Linked DNA regions of Homo sapiens: region 2 is linked to region 1. Evidence: chromatin loops called from intact Hi-C (ENCODE). Cell type or tissue: Calu3. All regions are shown on one strand. Links, peaks and the distances in the headings refer to the core of each region. The heading gives the core; the rest is flanking DNA. Region 1 holds the start of TFDP3 (transcription factor Dp family member 3). Region 2 overlaps USP26 (ubiquitin specific peptidase 26).

Region 1 (9,345 bases), core at 488-8,487:
TCTTCTGGTGGGAAATAAGATGGTGGCTGTCATATTGAGACTGACAGGGAACTAGCAGGACCAGAAAGCAGCTAAGATTATGGTAAAACTAGACCTGCCTCTGGGACTACAAGTAAATTATAGCAGGATCAGGAAAATATCTGCTATGGAAGCCTGTTTTGAGTGTTGCATGTATTCTCTGTAAAGCATTTCCTTGGTGTTTTCTCCTTAATTTAAATTTAAAAATATATTTTTTAAGAAAATCAGGCCAGGCCGGTTGAGGTGGCTCACAGCTGTAATCCCGGCACTTTGGGAAGCTGAGGTGGGCAGATCACTTGAGGTCAGGAGTTCGAGACAAGCCTGGCCAACATGGCAAAGCCCCATCTCTACTAAAAAATACAAAAATTAGCTGGGCATGGTGGCAAACACCTGTAATCCCAGCTACTCAGAAGGCTGAGGCAGGAGAATTGCTTGAACACAGGAGGCGGAGGTTGCAGTGAGCTGAGATCCTGCCACTGCACTCCAGACTGGGAGACAGAGCGAGATTCCGTCTCAAAAAAAAAAAAAAAAAAGAAAAGAAAAGAAAAGAAAAGAAAAAGAAAATCAAGCCGGGCACAGTGACTCACACCTGTAATCCAAGCACTTTGGGAGGCTGAGGCAGGCAGGTCACTTAAGGTCAGGAGTTTGAGATAAGCCTGGTCAACATGGTAAAACCCCATCTCTATTCAAAAATACATGCACACACACAAATTAGCCAGGAGTGGTAGTGCGCATCTGTAATCCAAGCACTTCAGGAGGCTGAGGTGGGTAGATTACTTGAGGTCAGGAGTTCAAGACCAGCCTGGCCAACATTGTGAAAACCCTGTCTCTACTAAAAACACAAACAATAGCTTGGTGTGGTGGTGCATACCTGTAATCCCAGCTACTCAGGAGGCTGAGGTACAAGAATCACTTGAACCTGGGAGGCTAAGTTGCAGTGAGCCGAGATCGCGCCACTGCACTCCAGCCTGGGTGACAAGAGTGAGGCGGGAGAGATGGGAGAGGGAAGACAGGGAGAGGGGAAGAGGGGGAGGCGGGGAGAGGGGGAGAGGGGAAGAGGGGGGGGAGGGGGGGAAGGAGAGAGGGGCAGAGGGACAGCCAGTTTCAGCTGTCTCTGAAGGAATCCCCCTAAAATGTGCTCTGTTGGCCAGGTGTGGTGGCTCACACTTTGAGAGGCCCAGCACTTTGAGAGGCCGAGGCAGAAGGATCGCTTGAGCCTGGGCAACATAAATCTGTACAAAATAAAAAAAAAAAAGCTGGGAGTGATGGTGTGTCCCTGCAGTCCCAGCTACTCTGGAGGCTAGGCGGGAGGATTGCTGGAGCCCAGGAGGTCGAGGCTGCAGTGAGCTATGATTGTGCCACTGCACCCCTGCCTGAATGACAGAGCAAAACCCCATCTCAATAAAAAAGGTGGGGCTCTGTCCACACTAGGGCCAGACCATTAAAGAGGAAACACGCGGGGAATCCTAATGATCACAGTAGTAATGACTGAAGTGAGAGACGCTCAAGGGAAAGAACCCAAAGGGCCTGAGTCACCCCACTGGAGCAGCCCTCCTTTGCTTTCTGGCAGATCTGCTTTCCATTTGTTCTGCTTGCCTGCAACCCTGGAGAGCTCTGTGCTTTGTTTTAATAAAATCTCCCCACTCTCTTCCAGTGCCTTCCTGCCTTCTCTAACTACAAAGTTCTTTAAGAAGCCAAGGGAGGCGTTACCTTCTTGTATGCAGTCAGACTTCCACAGGTAAGCCAATCTCTCTCTCTCTCTCTCTCTCTGTGCAATCTCCATTTATGAACATGGGTATATTTCTTTTAAAGAAATATTCTTTGCCTTCAAATATTTTTTTCCTACTAATCAAATCATTTCAGCCTTGTCCCCAATTGAAGTTCTCTCTTCCTGCCCACCAACCCCCCTGAACATGTTCCCAGGCCTTGCCACCATGTAAACCCGTAATCTTTTATACCACTATCCATATTGGTTTATAAAACAGAGGTATGCAACACATTGGAAAGAAAAAATGGCACCTGTCAAATACCAAACCCTATGAAATGCCTGTGCAATTTCACTTTTCACCTAGTAAATATCCAATTATTTTCCAGAATAGCTCTTTCCAGAATTCAAATCTGTTTCCATTAATATTAAAAGTTTAGAGGTCTGGGAGAACAGGAAGTGGCTGATTAAAAGCAGGTGGGGTTCATTATCTGGTTAATCACAATCCAGTATTTCCCACCTCCATTTGCCTCTCCCCCTCCCCCAAAACCATGTTCTGCCTCAGCAAAGGTCACACTCAAATTCTGCAAATAAAAACTTATCCTATAACATTTCAAGAGTGGAGCTGGGTTTTGGAGGGCTTGAGACCAGAATCATTATAAAAGAAATTTATTTCATACCATTTTCGCCAGGAAAGCAAATATCTTCCAAAGCATTGACTATCATTCTATCGCACAGAAAGGATGCCGATTGTGCTTCTTAGAGTCAGGCTCTGCTTGAATGTTAGTAATAGAATATTTAGAGTTGGAAGTGTCTCCTGGAGATTCCCTGCCCATTTATTAGATGGGGAAACTGAGACTGAGAGAAGAGAAGGGATTTGCTGAAATTGTACCTCCAGTTAGTGGCGGAGCTCAGACAAGGACACGTCAGTCCTAGGCATTGCTGGTGTGTGGGAAAAACGCCAAAAGGGCCTGACTGGAATGAACTGCAGTCATTTCTCTGTCTACTACATCTCCATGGGCCACATGTTCATGGCTCAGCTTTTACTTGCTCCCCTGAGAATTGACTCAAAGGCAAAGCCAAAATGGATATTTTAATGCAAAGCACATTAGGAGGCCAGAAGGCAAAAGGAGGTACTGTCTGGGGCTGCTGGCTGCACTTGGCTGGGAAGGCTTTGCTCCAGACCTTAGGAGACTGTTCATTCGGATGTTCTAGGTGCCAGCGCCAAGGGGAAGGCAGGGCAAAGGCTGAACACTGGCTATGGCAGTGCCCACCCCTTCATGGAGTCCACATCTGACAAGCAGTGCAGGTGGAGCTATGTGACATGTCCCTTGGAGGTGAGGAGCAGCCCTCTCAGTGATCCAACGTTCCTCAGAAATTTTTAGGAGCTGAAAGCCTTCCAAAGTGGGGCAACTATGTTAAGGCTTGATGGGGGGAAAAAAAGGCACGTGTTTTGCAGCATGGTTTGGAAAAGTATTCAGACAGGACACAAGGGAACCGATCCCCCAAAAAACAGGGACCAGCCAGTGCCATCACTATACACAGGTGACCTTGGTAGTGTCTTCTCTACTCCCAAGACTACTCGAAACCATGTCTTAGATGTCTTGTATGTTGCTGGTGGGAGTTTCACAGCTTCTGTGGAAACCTGCCTGGTGGTTCCTCAAAAGGCTTAATATAGTGTTACCATATGACCCAGTAATTCCACTCCCAGATACACACATACTCAAGAGAATTGAAAGCAGAGACTTGAACAGATATTTGCATACTAATGTTCACTGCACTGTTACTCGCAATAGCCGAAAGGCAGAAACAACCCAACTGGCCATCAAGAGATGACTGGATAAACAAAAAGTCTATCTATCCATACAATGGAATGTTACCCATAAAAAGGAATGAAGTACTGATCCATGCTACAAGATGGATGAACCTTGGAAACATTTTGCTAAGTAAAAGAAGTCAGTCATGACCACGTGTGGTGGCTCACACCTGTAATTTCAACACTTTTGGACGCTGAGGTAGGTGGATTGCTTGAGCCCAGGGGCTCGACACCAGCCTGGGCAACATGGTGAAACCCCAACTCTACAAAAAATACCAAAAAAAAAAAAATTAGCTAGGTGTGGAGTAGCTGTAGTCCCAGCTACTCGGGAGGCTAAGGTGGGAGGATTGATTGAGCCTGGAACGTTGAGGCTGCAGTGAGCCATGATCTTTCCACTGCACTGCAGGCCTGGGCAATAGAGACCTTATCTCAAAATAATAATCATAATAGCCATCCTAATGGGTGTGAAGTGGTATCTCATTGTAATTAACTACCTGCCCTCTCTTAATGGGTCTTACGGTCTTGCTTTCACAGTGATTATCCTAGTGTCTATTTTTTCTTGGAACTCTGGACAGGTCTGCATATGGTTGGAAAGATGACCCTTTGTGAAACTGTGCTTGAAGAAAGCAACAGCTCCCTCTGCTGTCCCCAGCCACACTTTTGGTACAACTTTCTCATATTAATGAGTCAAGATCTCCCTACCTAGGTTCTAACCCAGTTTCTTCTCACCATACCATGACACTGCTATAGGCTCCACTGCTGTTCTATCTCACCAATTTGAAAAAGGAAAACCTACTCATCTTGCTTCCAGTCAGCAAATGATTCCTGCATAGATAGATGTGCATTGATTGCCGGCTAGGAGCCTTCAGCCATCCTGTCTTAGTTCGTTTTCTGCTCCTATAACAGACTGGGTAATTTATAAAGAAAAATAGATTTATTTGGCTTATGGTTCTGGAGCCTGAGAAGTCCAAAGCCATGGTGCCAGCATATGCTTGGCACCTAGTGAAGACCTTCCTGCTGTGTCCTAACATGGCAGAATGGCAAGCAAGCATTCAAGACAGAGGAACAGGGTTGAAATTATCCTTCTATCAAGAGTCTATTCCTATTATAACAGCATTAATCCATTGATGAGGGCACAGCCCTTATGGCCTAATCACCTCTTAAAGGCCCTACCTCTTTTTTTTTAAGATTGATGGTGTTTATTGTTCTGAAAATAGAATTCTGCCGTTTGCTTGGGGCTCTGGACACTGCAAAACTGAACAAATGGAAAACTCAAGAGTCTTGCTATGCATCAGTGGGGGTGCCATCCAAATCCAAGGCAAATAAACGGCATTCGGTACTCACTGTGCACAAAAGGAGAGCATTTTATTTTCATGGATGTGGATGAAGTACAATTTCTTCAGTAAACTCAGGAAAAACTGTTAAGGGGCAACAATGAACTCTGCATTTAAAGAAAAATAGAAAATGAAAACACAAAATCCTAAAAAGTAAATAAAGATTCTGTGTCAGCACACTGGTATCAAAACACACATCAACAGCACGTCTTAATCATACGGGAAACAATCCTTGCTTATCAGAGGTGCATATCTAAATTCTATAGCTTACCAATATCTTCTTGGGAGTAGGCAAAAAAGAAACAGAAAACCTCACATTAAAAAAAAAAAAAAAGTTTCTTTTCCCTAAATGTTTTCCTGAAGCTGAATCTTAAGGCGAGAGGACGTCAGTCATCCTCGTCATTCTCACTGAGGTCGTCATCGTTGTTGTCCTCCTCCTCTTCCTCCTCGACTGCTGGGGTCTCCACCCTGGAGCCACTGTACTGAGATCCACCGGAGCTTGTGGCCAGCATCCCAATCGCAATGTTGGTCAGGTCACTGGCAGAAAGCCACGTGCCATTAGACCTGGAACCTGCCGTCGTGAACACACCTCCAAAAGTTCCCTGAGCCATTTCTGTCACGTACGGCTCCAGAGCCTTTGGGACCAAATTTCTGGCCATTTTAAGGTCTTCGGCAGAGCAGCTCCCGGACTCTAGCCCAAAAGTCATGCCCATCCACATCAGCACTTCTGTGTCATCGTGGATTTCAAAGGAGCTGTTAAACTTAAACAGATATTCTGATTTGTCGTCGGAGATGCTGCAGTTGATGACGGTCTTCTTGCTACTGCTGATGATGATGAAGGGCACGTGGATGACTGAGTTGGGCAGCGGCCGCTGGCTGACCTGCTCCTCCACATACTGGTTTCTCAGCACCAGGTTCTTGAAAGCAATTTGCTGTAGAATAAGTTGTTGAAGTTCAGACTGTTTCTGCTTTATTCTTTCAAGTCTCTTCTGTCTTTCCACCCGTAAGTTCTGACAGTTCTGAGCCGAGTTGGTGGTCAGACCAATCCACTTGATCTTCTTTTTCTCCCTGGAGATGATATTCATGGCCATCAGCACGTTTAAGGCATCGTAGGTGCGCCGTTTTATGTTTTTCACGTCATAAGCTGACTCGTTTGGTGAGGCGTGGTTGCTGGCAGCTCTGAACTTGGCGACCAGCTCGCCCACCACTTCCTGGCAGGAAGTGGTCCCTTTCCTCTGCACCGTCTCCCAGACCTTCATGGAAAGACGGCACAGGCCCATGCCATTCTTCTCTCCTTTCCTGTTGTGCTGCCCGGCCCAAGGAGGTGAGGAGTAGGAATGCTGGTTCTGAGAGGCAAAGTGAGTGCTGGGTGGGTTTGGGCTTCCTACCACAGGGATGTTTGATGCTGCTGGTCTCTGAGGCATACCAATTACCACTTGCTGGTCAATGTTGACACTGGACTGTCCAAAGGTTTTCGGCAAGAGCTGCTTCCCGAGCGGGTTCACGGTGGAGGTGTGAACGGCCACGGGGCGGCTGGTCTGGTTCTCGTCCATTAAGACCTTGAGTTCTTCGTTAGCTTCAGTGAGACTGACATATTTTGCCATGTTAACAGATTTGGGAAATAAATGCTATAAATGTTCACCTTTCCAGAGAAGAAAAACAATTCTTCCAGGCCGAGTGTAGGGCTGCCGTGAGGTGCGTGGCGTAACGTGCGTGGCGTAACGTGCGTGGCGTAACGTGCGTGGCGTAACGTGCGTGGCGTAACGTGCGTGGCGTAACGTGCGTGGCGTAACGTGCGTGGCATAATGTGTGTGGCGTGTGGTACGTGGTGTGTGGTACGTGGCGTGTGGTACGTGGTGTGCAGTACGTGGCGTGTGGTACCTGGCGTAACATGCGCCACGTGAGGTGCGCAGCAGCAGGGGGGCGGTCCGTGCAGTGCGCCTGCGTGCCTTTTCACGCCTTCAGCCTTTCCTCCTCTGGCCCTACCTCTTAATACTGTTACAATGGTAATTAAGTTTCCAACACATGAACTTTTGGAGGACACATTTAAACCATAGCACATCCTAAAGGGACTGATGAAAATCAGACGTGTAGGCCTCTGCAGGCCCGTCTATCATTTCTTCTCAGCCATTGTCTCACAAGAAGCTGGATCTGGGCTCTTGCAAGGATTATTTCTTCACCTGCTGGTCAAGAAGCTTATTGTGGAAGAATCCAGTTTTTGTCTCTCTACCCAAACAGCTACACTAAGCCTTCCTGAGTAGATAGAGATGGGAAAAAGGAGTTAACAATATACAGTATCATTTATTTGTTGGGCTGTGGTACAATCAATAGACTAAGTCCACAGCCTACACCTCACTTTGGAAGCTACACACATTGCCAATGAGAAAGAAATCTAAAGAGAGAACAAGACAAAGCCCAGCAGAAGCAGAGGCCTGTGGCAGTCTCTTTCTCCCACCGTTGGTCTCAACTCTGCCTTACTCACCAAAAGTCCTAATAACCATGCCACACAGGCTCTGTGTCTTCAGGCCTGCTTCTCTAGTCCACACCAACTTCCTCTAGCACCTCGACTCTGGAAATAATGCATGTGATTGCACACAAGCATACACCTCAGCCTCAGATACACAGAGGTGCTGTCTCACTCACCTCGGGCTGCCGTAACAAAACACCATAGACTGGGTGGCTGAAACAATAGACATTTATTTTCTCACAGTTCTGGAGGCTAGAAGTCCAAGATCAAGTTTCCAGCAGGGTTGGTTTCTGGTGAGGGCTCACTTCCTGGCTTTCAGATGTCTGCCTTCTCACTGTGTCCTCACATGGCAGCAGGGCTTGGAGAGATCTCTTTTGACAAGGACACATCCTATCCTATTTGGGACCCACCCTTATGACCTCATTTAACCTTAATTACCTCCTAAAGACCCTATCTCCAGATACAGTCAAATTGGGGGTTAGGGCATCAACATATGAGTTTTAGTGGGTAGGGGGACAAAATTCAGTCTATAGCATTTGCTAAACAGAACCAGAGCTGGACAGTAGTGAAAGAGTAGTGAAATTGGGGGTTAGGAGTTCAACATATGAATTTTATTGGGTAGGGGGACAAAATTCAGTCTATAGCATTTGCCTAACAGAACCAGAGCTGGACAGTAATAAAAGAGGTAAAACAGATATTATTCAGGAACTATGGCAATGGGGCAAAAAGACCTCAGGATAGAACTGGGCTCAATTCTTTTTTAAGGCAGAGTCTCACTCTGTCACCCAGGTTAGAGTGCAGTGGCACGATCTAGGCTCACTGCAACCTCCGCAATCTCCGCCTCCTGGGTTCAAGTGATTCTCCTGCCTCAGCCTCCTGAATAGCTGGGATTACAGGCTCCCGCCACCACGCCCGGCTGTGAGCCACTGCACCTGGTCTGGGCTCAATTCTAAATGCAGTAAATGCAAGAGGATTTATAGCCAAGGAGCAGAGCAAAGTGGTCAGTGGATGAAAAATTACTAAGAAGATACATCAAGGGTAGATGAATTCTTGTTAAACCAACTTAACAAGATTCTTGCTAAAGGTAGGCTGGGGTGATCAGATATCAAGGGTGGGGAAGAAGAGTGTGATCAGATATTGAAGGTGATTGGATATCAAGAGCAGGGGATTCTCACTAAAGTGACTTAAGCTAAACTCCTGCTAAAACTAGACTTAGCAAGGATGAGGTCAAAAAGAGGGCTTAGAAGAGCCTGTCTAAAGTTTAATTAAGGAGAGAGTTTTAACCCCTCTGGTTCGCCCCAAATTTATGTTTTCTCACATGCAAAATGCATTCATTCCATTCCAACAGTCCCCAAAGTCGTCACTCTTTCCAGCATCAACTCTTAAAGTCTGAAGTCCAAAGTCTCATCTAAATATCATGTAAATTATATATTGGTGAGACTAAGGTAAGATTCATCCAGAGACAAAATTCCTCTCTAGCTGTGAACCTATGAAACCAGACTAGTTATGTGCTTCTAAAATACAATGGTGCCAGAGGCATAGGATAGACATTCCCATTCCAAAAGAAAGAAATCAGAAGGAAGAAAGGGTAGTGAGTCCCAAGCAAGTCCAAAACCTAGCAAGGCGAATTCCATGAGATCTTAAGGCTCAATAATAATCCTCTTTGGTTAAACACTCTACCCACCACTTGGGTGGCAGTGTCACTTTCATGGCTCTGCTAGGGCCCTGCCCCTTCAGTTATCAGAGAGGGTCCAGCCCAAAGGATTGTCTATAAAGGCTGCCTTGCCCCTGAGGCACAGGGCGGGGTCACCCTGGCCCACTGAAACTGGAGAGGTGGTATCACCCTTTGAAACTGAGGTAGAAACAGCCTTGCCCCCTGGGCCTGTGGTAGAAGTGTCAGCCCTGATTATCTATAAATGCCTTCATGGTTATTCTTATTTTTCCTTGAATAACAGTGCAATTAGCAGCCAAATAGGTAAATGGTCTGCTCCTGAGAATCCAAGAA
Region 2 (9,345 bases), core at 742-8,741, 170 kb before region 1:
GTGCACCAGCCTGATGCCAGCTGGAATTCTCCTGTATGAGGTGTCTGTCAACCCCTGTTGGGAAGTCTCTCCCAGTCAGGAGTCATGGAAGACAGGGACCCACTTAAGGAGGCAGTCTGTCCCTTAGCAGAGCTGGTGTGCTGTGCTGGGAGAATCCCCTTTGTCAGGATCCACTGCTCTCTTCAGAGCCGGCAGGCAGGAAGGATTAAGTTTGCTGAAGCTGTGCCCACAGCCACCCTTCCTCCTACGTGCTCTGTCCTAGGGAGATGAGAGTTTTATCTATAAGCCTCCGACTGGGGCTGCTTCCTTTCCTCCAAAGGTGCCCTGCCCAGTGAGGAGGAATCTAGAGAGGCAGTCTGGCCATAGCCATTTTGCCACACTGTGGTGAATTCTGCCCAGTCCAAATCTTCCAGTCTCCTTAGCATTGTCAGGGTAAAACCGCCTACTAAAGCCTCAGTAATTGTGGATGCTCCTCCCCACATCAAGCCCGATCACCCCAGGTTGACTTCAGACTGCTGTGCTGGCAGTGAGAATTTCAAGCCAGTGGTTCTTAGCTTGCTGGGCTCCATGGGACCGGGACCCACTGAGTGAGACCACTTGGCTCCCTGACTTCAGCCCCCTTTCCAAGGGAGTGAATAGTTCTGTCTCGCTGGGGTTCCAGGCACTGCTGGGGTATGAAATAAAAACTCCTGCAGCTAGCTCAGTGTCTGCCCAAACAGCCACCCAGTTTGTGCTTGAGACCCAGGGCCCTGGTGGTGTAGACATATGAGGGAATCTCTTGATCTGCAGATTCCAAAAACCATGGGAAAAGCATAGTACCCAGGCCAGATAGCACAGTCCCTCCCGCCTTCCCTTGGCTGAGGGAGGGAGGTTCCCTAGCTCCTTGTATTTCCTGGGTGAAGTAATGCCCCACCCTGCTTCTGCTCACTCTCTGTGGGTTGCACCCACTGCCTAACCAGTCCCTGTGAGATGAACTGGGCACCTCAGTTGGAAATGCAGAAATCACCTGCCTTCTGCATTGGTCTCGCTGGGAGCTGCAGACTGGCACTGTTTCTATTCAGCCATCTTGGCCCCTCCTCCAAGGAGCTCAATATTTATTTAAGTTTGTCAACAACAACAGAAAACCAAACTGCCACTTTTTTGGCAAGCAAGGAGTGCTTCCACCTATTGAGGACACAGTATTAATTGTATTTATGTGTACAGTATCAGTGCCTGTCACTGCTAGGAATCCTTATTCTCTAAGCATGTGAATGGCTAGACACTATACTCAAAAAGTAAGAGGGAAGACCTGGAACCAATTTTGACAGTAAAGCAACATGAAGCCTTAAAAAACACACAGTCTAGACTTGAGTTAGGAAAGGAAAAAAAAAAGGCCTTTGTTTAATTCCCTCAAATATCTGGAGTGCTGACAGGAATCCAGGAAAGGTACGAAGTATTTCTGGGCAGAGTTAGTTTGGTGTCAATAAACTGATTCAGACAATAAGTGCTTAAGCATTCAGAGAAGGAACTGGTGGAGGTGGTTTAAGCTATCAGAAAGTAGTCAAATTGAAGGGGGGACCAGAAAAAGGATGAGAATTTTGAGAAGGTACTGGATTGGGAACACCTTAAGCACTGTGCTGTACAGGGATTCACTTGCTTTAAAATTTCATTAGGTAAAAAGAAAGGTGAGATTGTAGGAAGTTTTAGAAGCCTACTGTAGGCCAATGATAACTGAGCTACCAGTGCTAAAAGATTTCCTGGGCTACTGAAGCCCCCAGACACACAGGTCCTTTTCCCTCACACTGTTTGTGTAATCTTACTTAGTTTGGACTTTCTGTCCAGAGTAACCCTCAACTTTACTCATATCTGACATCCCATTACAACGTTCTTTGCTCAGCAGAACTTCCAGCCCTGATCCTGCTATACTGTGCTCTCTTGTCCTTACTGGTAAACCTATTTCTAACCCTTCACTGACATCTTTGCTTGCAAGTCCTGACACTTGACTAAGGAGCGCTGCCATAGCAGACAGGCGGGGCTGGGGCTTGTCCCATATCAAGTGCTTCCTGCTGGGAGCAGTGGCTCATGCCTGTAATCTCAACACTTTGGGAGGCCAAGATGGGAGAATCACTTGAGCCCAGGAGTTTGAGACTAACCTGGGCAACATAGCAAGACTCCATCTCTACGAAAAATAGAAAAAAAATAGCCAGGTGTGGTGGCATGTTCCTGTAGTCCTAGCTACTCAGGAGGCTGAGGTGGGAGGATCAGTTCAGGAGGCCGAGGTGGCAGTGAGCCGTGATTGCACTCAAGCCTGGGCCTGTGTTACAAAAAACAAAAAACAAAACAAAACAAAAAACTTCCAAAGCCATTGCAAACAAAGATTATTGCTCCATTAAAAAAAAAATAGCTCAAAAAGAAGTAAGTCCACAAGTGAGCAGATGGTTAAGTATGCATCAGTTTTGTCTTTCAATTTCTGTCAAAAAGCTCAGGCACTTGACCTTTGAAGGAAATCTGAGGGTAAACTGCACTATTTGTGCCCACCCACCCATCTACTACTCTCTTCACATTCTTCCTTGAAATAAATATGCTGGGAAGTCTGAATAAGGAAAACAAATCACAAGCTGACAGCTTATGATAATGAGAGGTGACAGCATGCTGGCAGCCCTCGCAGCCCTCGCTCACTCTTGGCGCCTCCTCAGCCTCAGCGCCCACTCTGGCCGCGCTTGAGGAGCCCTTCAGCCCACCGCTGCACTGTGGGAGCCCCTTCCTGGGATGGCCAAGGCCAGAGCCGGCTCCCTCAGCTTGCAGGGAGGTGTGGAGGCAGAGGCATGGGCGGGAACCGGGGCTGCACGCAGTGCTTGCGGGCCAGCTAGAGTTCCGGGTGGGCATGGGCTTGGCAGGCCCTGCACTCAGAGTGGCTGGCCGGCCCTGCCGGCCCCAGGCAGTGAGGGGCTTAGCACCTGGACCAGCAGCTGCGGAGGGTGCGCCAGGTCCCCCAGCAGTGCCGGCCCACTGGCGGTGCGCTCGATTTTTCACACGGCCTTAGCTGCCTCCCCGTGGGGCAGGCTCAGGACCTGCAGCCTGCCATGCCTGAGCCTCCCCTGCTCCCCACCGTGGGCTCCTGTGTGGCCCAAGCCTCCCCGACGAGCGTCACCCCCTGCTCCACAGTGCCTGGTCCCATCGACCACCCAAGGGCTGAGGAGTGCAAGCACAAGGTGCAGGACTGGCAGGCAGCTCCACCTGCAGCCCCAGTGTGGGATCCACTGAGTGAAGCCAGCTGGGCTCCTGAGTCTAGTGGGGACTTGGAGAACCTTTATGTCCAGCTAAGGGATTGTAAATACACCAATCAGCACTCTGTGTCTAGCTCAGGGTTTGTAAATGCACCAATCAGTGCTCTGTATCTAGCTAATCTGGTGGGGACTTGGAGAACCTTTTTGTCTAGCTACAGGATTGTGAATACACCAATCAGCACTCTGTGTCTAGCTCAAGGTTTGTAAATGCACCAATCTGTGCTCTGTGTCTAGCTGATCTGGTGGGGACTTAGAGAACCTTTTTGTCTAGCTAAGGGATTGTGAATACACCAATGAGCACTCTGTATCTAGCGCAAGGTTTGTAAATGCACCAATCAACACTCTGTGTCTAGCTCAGGGTTTGTAAATACACCAACCAGCACTCTGTATCTAGCTAATCTAGTGGGGACTTGGAGAACTTTTGTGTCTAGCTCAGGGATTGTAAACGCACCAATCAGCACCCTGTCAAAACGGACCAATCAGCTCTCTGTAAAACATACCAATCAGCTCTCTGTAAAATGGACCAATCAGCAGGATGTGGGTGGGGCCAGATAAGAGAATAAAAGCAGGCTGCCCGAGCCAGCAGTGGCAACCCACTGGAGTCCTCTTCCACACTGTGGAAACTTTGTTCTTTCACTCTTTGCAATAAATCTTGCTACTGCTCACTCTTTGGGTCCACACTGCCTTTATGAGCTGTAACATTCATCGCAAAGGTCTACACCTTCACTCCTGAAGCCATCAAGACCACGAACCCACCGGGAGGAACGAACAACTCCAGACGGGCCGCCTTATGAGCTGTAACACTCACCGTGAAGGTCTGCAGCTTCGCTCCTGAGCCAGCGAGACCACAAACCCACCAGAAGGAAGAAACTCCAAACACATCCGAACATCAGCAGGAACAAAATCCAGACACGCAGCCTTTAAGAACTGTAACACTCACCGCGAGCGTCCACGGCTTCATTCTTGAAGTCAGTGAGACCAAGAACCCACCAATTCCGGACACAATAATAAAAAACAGTTACTTCTTGCCATTGATTATTCCAACAATCATTGTTGGGTCAAGGTCATCCTGGGAACATCCATGACCACAGGTCCAATTCTGGAAAGGAAAAGGTATTGATCCAACTACGGAGTAGTGGGTAAGTTCATTTTTCAAAAAGCAGGAGTATGACAGAGGTCTCCCTGGAATGTTTTGGGGTGGTCCTACAAGGATTCCTTGGTACTTATCCTTCTATCAATGTCCTCATCCCCAAAAAGCCTTGCAGAGATACTATTGGGACACTAATGGAATAGATTCCACTGCTGTGGATCAATCAGGGGTTGTTTGGCCTCACACGACACAAGAGGGAGCTATAGCATTTTCATTTCCAAGGTAAAGAGGGCAGCAATTCTTCAATGCATCTTCAGCTTAGTTAAGGAGAACTGTAACATACACCTAGCAAGAGCTGTGAGGGTATTTTATATAGACGCTTGTTTGGAAAATGAACTTGAAAATGTATTAAATGCCACAGGTATTGGAATGAAAATCCCTCAGAATGGCTTAAAAATACCAATTTGTCTTATCTAAAGGATCAGTCTCCTGAGCAGATTTGTAAAGTTGCCTTAATTTGTCCATTGTTTTTAAAACTTGTCCTGAGATATCCTTAAGATTGGATTCCCAAAACCTAAATCATACCTCTAACCCCTAAAAAGGTGATTCTCATTCATCTCCCTACTTAGGTGGTCCCTGATTCTGCATACCAGATCTTCTTCCTCTTTGCTGCCATTTAAAAAGTGTGTGTGAGACGAGAGAGAGAGAGAGAGAGAGAGAAACAGAGAGACCCAAAAATAAAAGAAAATCAATGCTTGCACAGTTATTTGGAGCTTTGCAGCTCCTGCTTCCTGGAGTCTATAACCCACTGTTTGACAAAAACAGGGCTCTCAGCTCAGTCACCTTTGGAAAAAAAGGAACCCATAAAGCTCTGATGAGAGAATGAGCAGCTGCTGTGGATTTGCATACTTCAACATAATCCTAAGAGTCCAATAAACCACCTCATCCCTCTTCTTTCCCTGCTATTTTAGTGATTTTTATGTGATGCTAATGGAGGCCATCCTCAAAGTAAGGAATGCACAGAACCAAGAAAACTGCTCCATGTTGAGCTTCATTTATAAAAAGCAGAGCCAAGAAAACATGCTACTTAGCTACAGAAAGCGCCCAGCAGCCTTCAAAAATAAGAGTTTAAACCTCAACCAATGACTCTGCTTTCATTTTTCCTCCACAGGACTATGGCAAAATGAAAACCCTTACTTGCCCCGAATGAACCCATAAAGAAGAAAGGAAGCCGTGACCAGCCAAGCAGTAGTAGCCTTTAGCCTGAAACAGCAGGCTACCATCCAAACTCTACAAACTTATGTCCAGTGATCAGGGCCTAGCTCAAATGCTATCTTCTCCATGAATGTGTCCACCATTCTCCAAACCTAATAGTATGTCTATTCCCTCAATTCTTGGCCTTTGCCTCTGTGAATTTTAAAATACCTGAAGTACTTGGAGAGCAGCAGGGCATATATATTTCTTCTAGTACATAGGTTCCAAGAAGCAAACCATCTACCCCAACACAGTTTAGTTTCTTCATTAACATGAGTCTACTGTTGCACTGTATTCATCAACATTGCTTTACTATTCCACAAGACTCTTGCCCAGGAAGATATAAATTGCAAATAGCTTTGCTGCTCATTCCAGCAACTCTTCAATAGAATGTGCAATGGACTGAACGTTTATCCCCACCTTCCCCCCATATTCAGATGTTGAAATCCTAACTCCAAAGTGATGGTAGAAGGAGGTGTGGTTTGGGGGAGGTGATTAGGTCATGAGGGCAGAGGCCTTATGACTGGAATTAGTGCCCTTATTAAAGAGATCACAGAGAACTACTTAGCCCTTTTCACCATGGTGATGACACAGCAAGAAGACCCCATCTATGAACCAAGAAGAGTGCCCTTACTAGACACCAAATCTGCTGGCACCTTAACCTCAAACTTCCCAGTCTCCAGAACTGTGAGAAATAAATTTTCATTGTTTACAAGCCACCCAGTTTGTGATATTTTGTTATAGCAGACCAAACAGACCAAGACAAAAAGCATGAACCTTGTACCCTGAGACTTTTTGAATTTCTTCCCTCCCAATCTGTTTTTCCACGCTCACCAATTTTAAACCATTACATCATAATCTTTACCTAATTTTAATCAATTCCCCCCTCTCACTAAGCCAGACTTTAAAGTCTCAATATCCTGGCATTGCCTTTCCCTTCCTAAAATGCTATCAGATTTTGTCAAGGTAGAGTTACCCCCTACAGTGCTAAACCCTAAACTCAGGTAGCTTTACCTTGGCAACAGGTTATTCTGGTGATATTTTGAAGAGCCAGTATTTGACATGCCCAAACAATAACTGTTAATTATAAAGTAATTAATTCATGGGGCTAAATGACAGGATTGGTTTGGATATGACATGCATAGTATAATTACAGAGTTCTTATTTGGGGTTTGACTTTGGAGCCATTGAAGGGGATTTGGCTTTGATTGTTTGTATATCCCTATTTTCATAATTATTCCTTCGTGGATTTTACTTTTTCATGCCTTTGACTGAACACATGAGAGCACATGTGACAGAACCTTCATACCCTGGAGCAGGTGCTATTTTAAAGCCAACAACATAGTGGAACAGTTGCATTTTTTTTTTTTTTTTGAGACAGAGTCTGGCTCTGTCGCCCAGGCTGGAGTGCAGTGGCACAATCTCGGCTCACTGCAAGCTCCGCCTCCCGGGTTCACTCCATTCTTCTGCCTCAGCCTCCGGAGTAGCTGGGACTACAGGCGCCCGCCACCACGCCCGGCTAATTTTTTGTATTTTTAGTAAAGACGGGGTTTCACCGTGTTAGCCAGGATGGTCTCGATCTCCTGACCTCATGATCTGCCCGCCTTGGCCTCCCAAAGTGCTTGGATTACAGGCGTGAGCCACTGCGCCTGGCCCAGTTGCATTCTTTAAAGTCCACTTGTTTTTGCTCCACTAAGCACAACTCCCTTGGAATTTGGTGAGCCACCTATGCTTACTTCTCTGAGGAGCTGCTGGACATGTCACTCACCATATAGGTAAAGAGACAAATGGAGAGAAAAGATTCATGAGAGCAGGTTGATCAATAATACATTGATTTACTCAGTGCCTCCTGATGAGAGTCAGAATTCATGAGAATTTCCTTTGGAACTTGCAATTTTCTCACTGAAAGAGACAATGAGTTGTACTGGGCATTTTCTACTGCGGTTGTTTTCAGCAATTTCTAGTGTACTTTTTCATGTGTGTGGAGGGGTTACACATTTAATGACTTCTAAATACTAAGCCAGGGATATTTCCCACTGAATCATGAAACTTGGGTCACAAAAAAAACTTGTTCATGCTCCTCATTTACAAATGAGAAAAATAAGCCTATGGGTAAATTACTTGTTCAAGGGCACAAAGCTAATTCCCTCATATTCTTTCAATATCAGTACATAGACTGTCAAATACACATCCTCATAGCTAGGGACTGAACTCAGATCAGATTCTCCACTGATTACCTGTGCTGTATTTTCCTAAAAAACACAATTTCCATTTGTGTCTTCTGGATATGTGAAAACAAAGCACATCTCTAGAAGAAACCAAGATCTTCTCAACCTATAGATGCTTATCCTAGTTATTTACTTCCTTGCTGAGTGCTTGAAAAACATGCACAGACACATACACAGAGACTGAATGGACCAGGGAAATGAGTTAGGTGAAAGGTTAAATTTCTTTGTATGAAAAAAATGAGACCAATGCTCAAGAATATTGGACATGTTCTAACTAATGCACTAGAGTGGGTGGTCGCTAAGTATTTGGTTTTCATTGCTAAGGTTTTATTCCTTATACAAAGGGAGTTAGAAATGAAGGCCAGGTATGAGAGGATGATGTTTACTCCTCTGAAATACTTTCACCTCTAGCTATAGCCACAAGGTGATTAATGATGTCTACTTCAGGCAGCACAGGCAAACCAGATAAATTTTTGTTAAGAAATCAAGAATACCAGCAATAAACCAGATTATGTGTGCATATACTTTTAGATAAATAAGAAAGCAGTTTAACATTTCCCATTTACTATTTGTAAAATAGCCCACTTAAATAAATGACCAAAGAAAGAAGGAATTCAAATACATAGAGCACTCTTATCTCTGACTTCTAATATTCCTTTTATTCTAACTAACGTCTTTTGTCCCCCTCACCATCACCCAAGGTTATTTGCACACTTTAAACCAGGTGTTTCCATTTATAGCTTGATATTGCATAGAATCTAGGTGATAACGGCCTTTCTGCTTTTTATTACTCTTACATACAACTTTGCTTCTGCACTTCTCCCACTCTAGCCCTTCTCTATGCTGAGGATCTAAAAAGCTTTCTGAAGGGTGAGCAACACTTTGAGCCTCCAGCTATTCCACCTTCTGTCTTTTAAAACACTCAATTTTACCATCTGGTTTCTTAAAGAGGCAATGCATTTTAACCACCATAAAAATGAAAACATAGAATTAAGGCTAAAACAGATTGCTTCATCATCACCACAATTTTTAACTAGTCTCAAATGACCTATTTGTGACCACTCAGGTCCTCATTATATTGTAATGTTAAGCAGTTTAATGAGTGAAAACACCACAAATTGCTCATATACTTTTAGCTAATCATATTCACTAGAGGATAGAATAAACTATAAAGGTATAATTTTTTTTTAAAAAAAGAAGCAATAATATTAAGCAGGAGGACAGAAATGTTTAAGAAGCCATGTTATCTACTTAAAAGAATGTTGATCAAACATCAGAAGACCACGTGCTTAGTGTCTGCTCTGCTGCTAGCAAGCTCTGAGAACTGTAAATTAACTATGTTCCTTCACTGACCCTATTTTATCTACTACAGCACTGTGCAACAGAACACTTCACAGTGACAGAAAAGTACTATATCCACACTGTTAATATGGTAGCCACAAGCCATATGTGGTTACTGAATGCTTGAATATGACTAATGAGAGTAGGAACCTGAATTTTATTTAAT

Evidence for each region. Hi-C counts contacts between places; a loop is a spot of excess contacts. Peaks named below come from ENCODE experiments on the same cell type or tissue, not always from the same donor. Only the 100,000 strongest peaks of a DNase experiment are listed, where the experiment ranks them.
Region 2: it touches region 1 in a loop (13-fold over the local background); 7 of 110 quality-filtered maps call a loop at or near these places.

What each region holds. Positions count from the first base shown.
Region 1 is chrX:133,211,783-133,221,127 of GRCh38, forward strand. It overlaps TFDP3 (transcription factor Dp family member 3), which reads right to left and starts at 6,572. Exons shown (of 1, transcript NM_016521.3): 1 at 4,880-6,572. The coding sequence starts at 6,477. The coding sequence ends at 5,260. In Calu3, for the core only: CTCF peaks have their summits at 4,192 (motif pointing left) and 4,399; a DNase peak (open chromatin) is centred at 4,179.
Region 2 is chrX:133,041,581-133,050,925 of GRCh38, forward strand. The region is part of intron 5 of USP26 (ubiquitin specific peptidase 26); the gene reads right to left. Among named protein-coding and RNA genes, the nearest start is that of USP26, 51 kb to the right of the region's middle. In Calu3, for the core only: a CTCF peak has its summit at 4,660 (motif pointing right); a DNase peak (open chromatin) is centred at 4,621.